Regions from separate parts of the Homo sapiens genome. Here region 2 is linked to region 1. The links are chromatin loops, found by intact Hi-C in ENCODE. Cell type or tissue: ascending aorta. All regions are shown on one strand. Links, peaks and the distances in the headings refer to the core of each region. The heading gives the core; the rest is flanking DNA.

The links. Hi-C counts contacts between places; a loop is a spot of excess contacts. Peaks named below come from ENCODE experiments on the same cell type or tissue, not always from the same donor. Only the 100,000 strongest peaks of a DNase experiment are listed, where the experiment ranks them.
Region 2: a loop joins it to region 1, with 2.0 times the contacts of the local background. A loop is called at or near these places in 2 of 110 quality-filtered maps.

What each region holds. Positions count from the first base shown.
Region 1 is chr9:107,731,409-107,734,332 of GRCh38, reverse strand. It overlaps LOC124902242 (a long non-coding RNA gene), which reads left to right. Exons shown (of 2, transcript XR_007061719.1): 2 at 519-970. Among named protein-coding and RNA genes, the nearest start is that of KLF4, 240 kb to the right of the region's middle. In ascending aorta, for the core only: no CTCF peak of the experiment used is centred there; DNase peaks (open chromatin) are centred at 622, 899, 1,222 and 1,462; H3K4me3 peaks cover 1,254 bases; H3K27ac peaks cover 1,618 bases.
Region 2 is chr9:108,443,174-108,446,097 of GRCh38, reverse strand. LOC105376214 (a long non-coding RNA gene) reads left to right here and starts at 1,321. Exons shown (of 6, transcript XR_007061722.1): 1 at 1,321-1,645. In ascending aorta, for the core only: no CTCF peak of the experiment used is centred there; a DNase peak (open chromatin) is centred at 1,347; H3K4me3 peaks cover 834 bases; H3K27ac peaks cover 1,667 bases.

The DNA.
Region 1 (2,924 bases), core at 198-2,697:
GTGTGTGTGCAGGTAACTGGAAAAGCTGGAAAAGGAGAAATATATATATACATATATATACATATATACATATATATACAGTGTGTGTGTACGTGTGTATATATCTATTTATATGAACCATCTTCGCTGTATTTAGATATAAAGATATATAAATATATTTAGGAGCTGGAAATACATAGATATATAGATATCTTGAGAAATAACCATTCTATGTATAAAATTTAAAGTGATAAATGTAAATATTATACTTACTTTATGTACAAATAATGTCAAGCTTAGATGTTTCATATATTCAGAATATGCATATTCTAGAAATATCTATGTTAAATATATACGCTAAGTATATATCTTTAAAATATATGTAATATATCTAGTTAAATATATCCATGTGTATTCCAAAACCCCAAAAGGAAGGACAATGTGCAGGAGAGCAATGGGTGCTCACAACCCTGACCTAGCTCCAATCTGATTCCCTGGTTGCTGGGAAAAAGCCAAAAATCACTGTTGGTATTTTTTAGGAGCTGTGCTTCCAGTGGCCTCTGGTCCAGTCTGTTCAACTCAAGATGGTATGAGCAGCGGGCTCCGTCAGCAGGCCTGAGCTGGACACACGTGACACCAGTCACCATGCAGAACAAGGAGTTCCTGCCCTTGAAACCCACAGGTCATCAACATCTTTGCATCTGGCCTCTTCTACGACTGGGTATTTTCCAATCATCCACTGCCTGCAACTTCTCTCCCGGAAGTCACAGTTGCCAACTGAAAACTTCCAAAGGGGTGAAGAGAAACCCCTCTCTGAACCTAAATAAAAACAGAGATCACCTTTGCCAGAGAAAGGGCGCCTGCTCAGAAGCTCTGATTTCAAATTATGAAGAGCACAGAGCCACAGTCCAGGCTTAGGAGTGACGCTGGTAAATGGTGGTGGTGGTTTCACTTTGTGTTTTTCCTCCCCAGTAAATTCTACTATCCTGTTTTATTTTCCTTCCTCCTCCAACCCTTTGGTGCTGTTAGGAAATAGTTTTGGGAAACACTTGTTCAAAACACAACAGCAGAAAACGGGTAAGCTGCCAGTAAGTTTTTCAAAAGAACTATTTGGCAGCCCTGAAACAGATTACAACGCTGGTACAAACCTTGACTGACTGCAGGGTTACAGATGTCAGAATCGTGTGTCTTCAGAAATATGCACAACAACAACTGGATTCCCTGTCATAATGCCTGGCCCTACCAACATTGCAAAATGCTGGCCGGCAGAGAGGACAGAAACCATTCGGTCACAGCCTTTTTCCTGAGTAATAGTGGGGTCCTGCAAGCTACAACTCAGTTGTCAATAGGACTGGAAATTCCTTGACTAAACTCATATAAACTGGACCTTTCCATGCATGTCTCTGTCAAAAATGACTTTCTTTTAAGAGAGATCAGTCAGCAGAAGGGAATGGGAATCTGTGCCAAGGCCGCAAAGGGATGAATACACACTGCCAGAAATCTGCCAGTGCTCCTGGCACAAGGCAAGAATTAACCCTTGACAGGGTGCAGGAAGTGAGATAATCCACTGCCAAGGTCCAGAACTCTGATGTGGGAGGGAGACCGCATTAGTTCAAACCTCGGCTCTGAAACTTACTTGTTATGGGGACAACTGAACCTCTCCATGTATCAGTTGCCCCTCCTGTAAAATTGGCATGATAATAATTGTCACTGTATCATAAAGACAGTCTGAGAATTAAATGGGTAAACATGAGAAGGACTTGGTACAATCCCTGATATATAGTAAGTTCTCACTAGATAGTAGTTATTATTTGTGTTGCTTTTTTGTTGCTGTTAGTTTCAGCTCACTACAATTAAGAAGCTACAAAATATGCTTTGCCTGAATTGGCACTAGCAAAAATTTAAGTACAAGAAGTACAAATTCACGTACAAGAAGTGTGTACGTGAATCCTTCTCCTAAGTACCACAGGGATATTTATTCACGATGGTGACTCCACCCAAAATCGCCCTATGCTCATTTCAACTACTTAACTAATTCATTGATTGATTGATTGATTCCTAATCATTTAACATTAGCATGGAGGGATAGCTACTTGAGGAAGATGCAGTTCCTGCTCTGACAGGATTCTTAGTCTACTTGAAGAGATAAACATGGACAGAATGATGACACAAGACACAGTCACTCACATTCTAAATAGGAGGACCCTCAGAAGCCAGAAGAAACACAGGTCCACTGGGTGGCTACTTGTCAATTCTGGCTCTCGAAAGGCACCTTTTCCGACACTTCCTCCCACCCTCAGCCTGGTGTGCACCTGCTTTCCTCAAGCACCCACAGCCTGCAGCTGCACTCCTCAGCCACTGTGTCTCCTCCTCTGGATTGGATACTCCCTGAAGGCATGGCTGCTCCCAGTCTTGTCTACTATTGTGTTCCCAGTGCTAGCTTACAATCCTCATTCAGAGAATGAATATATGAATGATGAGACAGAGAACGAAGAAGGGAATAAGGTAGAGTAGACTGAAGATGATAATTCTGGATTATCCGCAAGAGACCTGTTAGGAGGCAGTAATGCTGGCCTTGGACAACATGATCTGCATAGTCAAAAGACCTCAAGCAGAGAAACAACTGTCTACCTTTAGGCACACAATCAGTCTGTCTTCACCATGAAGACATGTGTCAGTGCTGAGATCTGAGAATCCCCAGGGTGAGCTAGCACTCGGCCAGAGAGCTGCTGAGCTGGAGGTGAACCTGTACCATGTTAGAGTGACAAGTATTGATGTAATAACAGTGCCAATTGCCCATGGAAATGGGCCATCAGGAAACTGGCATAAGCATGACCCATACAAAGTAGCCTCTTAGCTTCATTTTTAGAATCTACCTCCCAGCCTTTCAGCCAGTGGATACCCAAAACAGAACAGGAAAGGAAAGCAATGTTGATAATTAGAGT
Region 2 (2,924 bases), core at 198-2,697, 710 kb before region 1:
CTCTATGGGAGCTGCACAGAGCTCCTCTCACTGTTGATGGCCTATCCTGTTCACAGCTTCAGCCTGTGGAAATGCTTTGATTCAGCAGCAAGTTCGGGCTTTCAAACATTGCAATGGGCCTTTGTTGGCAACTGCTCTGCCTGCATGCACAGAGGACTCATTCTTCCATGAAGGGCCAGAGGGCCTGCTGATGGGCCAAACCAGTTCACACTGATGTTGCTTGTGGGAGGGAGAAGAAAGCAGGCAGGATTGGTATGGCCCATAATGGGGCCATTTATTCCTTTCCTTCCCAGTATCCTCTTCCCTCAGTGCGTGCCACCTTCAGCGTGCCTCTTGTTCGATGGTCTTTGAGCTGCAATTCTTAAAGACTAAAATATCTCTGACACTCCTTTAAAATAAATTCCTGAATATACAACAGAGGCTGTTACAAGGTACCATCTCCAGTGTCCCTGGAGGGAAATGCTTTGCTGAGAAAGTAATGTCATCACACGCTCCTCCGTACACCCACCTTTGCCTTTGATCTTACAGTGTTTACCTGTAGCTCATTGGTACCAAGGCAAACTGAGTATCGAGCATTCGACTTTGAACTAGGTCTGGTTCTCCAAGAGGAGTTCTTTGATGTCAGTTCCATTATGCATTGTTTATTACCCTTTCAAACATACCCACATGTATTTCTAAGACCAAGGCTCTTCTTTACCCATTCAAAAGGAGAGCGGGGGTTTGTTGCCATATTGGCTATCCTTTGATATTTTTTAAATGAGAGAAATAATATCTCTGGAGTCCATTTTGTCCACTTACAAATTATTTTAACAATATATGTGAAGGGCAATTTTACATTCTCTCTATCCCATTACTATCTTCCAAAACACAATTATATGTCAATTGCATGACTCAGAACCTCTTCTGCCCAAGTAATAAATCATAAGTGTAATGGGTAAAAAGAATTTGTCATTGTTCAGTGTGTATACAGAGTTATGTGGCATATAACCTCAGATTTCTTTCAGATCATATATAAATACATAATAAAATAATAATGCTCATTAGTCAACACCAAATATAAGTTCCAGATGTCTGAACATCAAAGTATTTATAGGCCTATAGGAATAGCCTTGAGACAGGAACAGTTCTTCAAAAATGGTACTGGAAGAAAGCAGGCTACAAAAACCTCCCAAATTCCCTGAAACAAAAGCTATTCTTGTTTATACATAAATTATGAATGACTTTTTAAGGGCTGACTCATTGGCCAGTGCATGTGCCTACAAATCCGGTTTCTCAAGAGGATGGGAGCTGACTGGACTAACAGGAATTCTACAACAAATCATATTTTCCCTGCTTGTCTCTAAAGCAAGTCATTTTGTCCGGAGGTTCAGCCACCTCTCTTGTCAAGGCACAGCAGGGGCTGTTGCTTGCCTGGGAACCCTGCCAAAGCTGTAACAGCACTCAATTCACCTAGCAGGGGCCACCTGCTTCAGGGGCATTGTGGACCAGTCCTCTGGACACTAGTTTTTGGAAGAAGGGACTTGACAGCCCCGGTGAGTGGTGAGATTGAGTGGCACCAGGTGGACTGCTTGCCTGAGGCCGCTCACCCCATGCAACTGCAATTCCCAAGCCTTTTCCCTGGATGTCAGCCTCTATCCACAGCGAGGTAGGTGTGGGAGAACCACCCTGGAGGCTCCTAATCCCAACTGTGCCATGTATTCACTGCCTGGCTTTAAACAAATTAGCTTACGTTTCTCTTAAATTTTCTCATCCATAAAATGTAGTGCCATACAGAATAACTTTTCAGGTCCTGTCCAGCTTTGATAAGTTTTCCTTTACACAAAAGGACATAAATGTACATATTACTTAGTTCATCCATGTGCTGTAGGAGACCTTGATCACCAATATTGCTAATAAGTGGCTTAGTCATGACTCAAAATAAAATTCATGGCAAATACAGATCTTCCAAGACTAGAAGCGTTTCTCTTTTGCAAGGAGGAGCAGGGGCAGGACACAACAGTTCTTTCTGAGGGTTTAATATGAAAAGTTAGAGCCCAGACAAGTTGTTTGCAACATGAAAAAAAAATCCTATTATCCTTCTCTGTCTCATATCTTCCTCCTACAGGCAGGAGGGAAAAAGTGAAAGCACTTTTTAAACATAGTGATTCAAACCTTCCAGTGACTGATAGTGTATGAATGTCAAGAATTTTGAACATGAGTTATCCGTCCCAATTTTTCTATCCCAAATGCTTTTTGTTGGTTTTTCTAACCAGGGGAGAATGCTCCTCGGAAGGAAGTATTTCATTTTTGAAGTGTTAAATGGGGAAGTTTGTATTTGAATCTGAGCTCCATTGGAGCTCTTTGGAAAGCTGTTTTAAGTGGAGATAACCACACCTCTTTCCCTCCTTTTTCTCGGAGGGAATATGCTTTTATTGGCACACTTGTCTACGTGCAGAATCCTGAATTTCTTCTGATAAAAGTTTGATGAATACAAGGTGGTAATAGTGCTCAGTTATCACTTTTCATTAATCAATAAAGACTGCAAACTTCTACAGTCAACATGGAATAAAGTCAACACGAAATGGAGATTACTTAAACCTTGAAGCTCCAACGTTGCACAATTAACAATAAATCCATTATTACTTGATGCATTTGCTGAAACAAAAAACACATGTGACTGGAAATTCAAAAACTGAACAGGCATTGGCAAATGTTTTCCAAATATAATACACTATCCTGACAGCTAATGCATCAACAGTGTTTACTTCAGCAAATGTTTCTAATTTGCAGGGGGAAAAAACAAGTGTCTTATAATAATCTTTAACATTTGAATACGTGTATGTTGCTTTACAGTTTACAAAGCACTTTCAATGTATACATCCCCTCAACTGATCCTTAAAATCACCCTGGGAGGTAGACAGGACACGTATTTTATTATCTTCCAA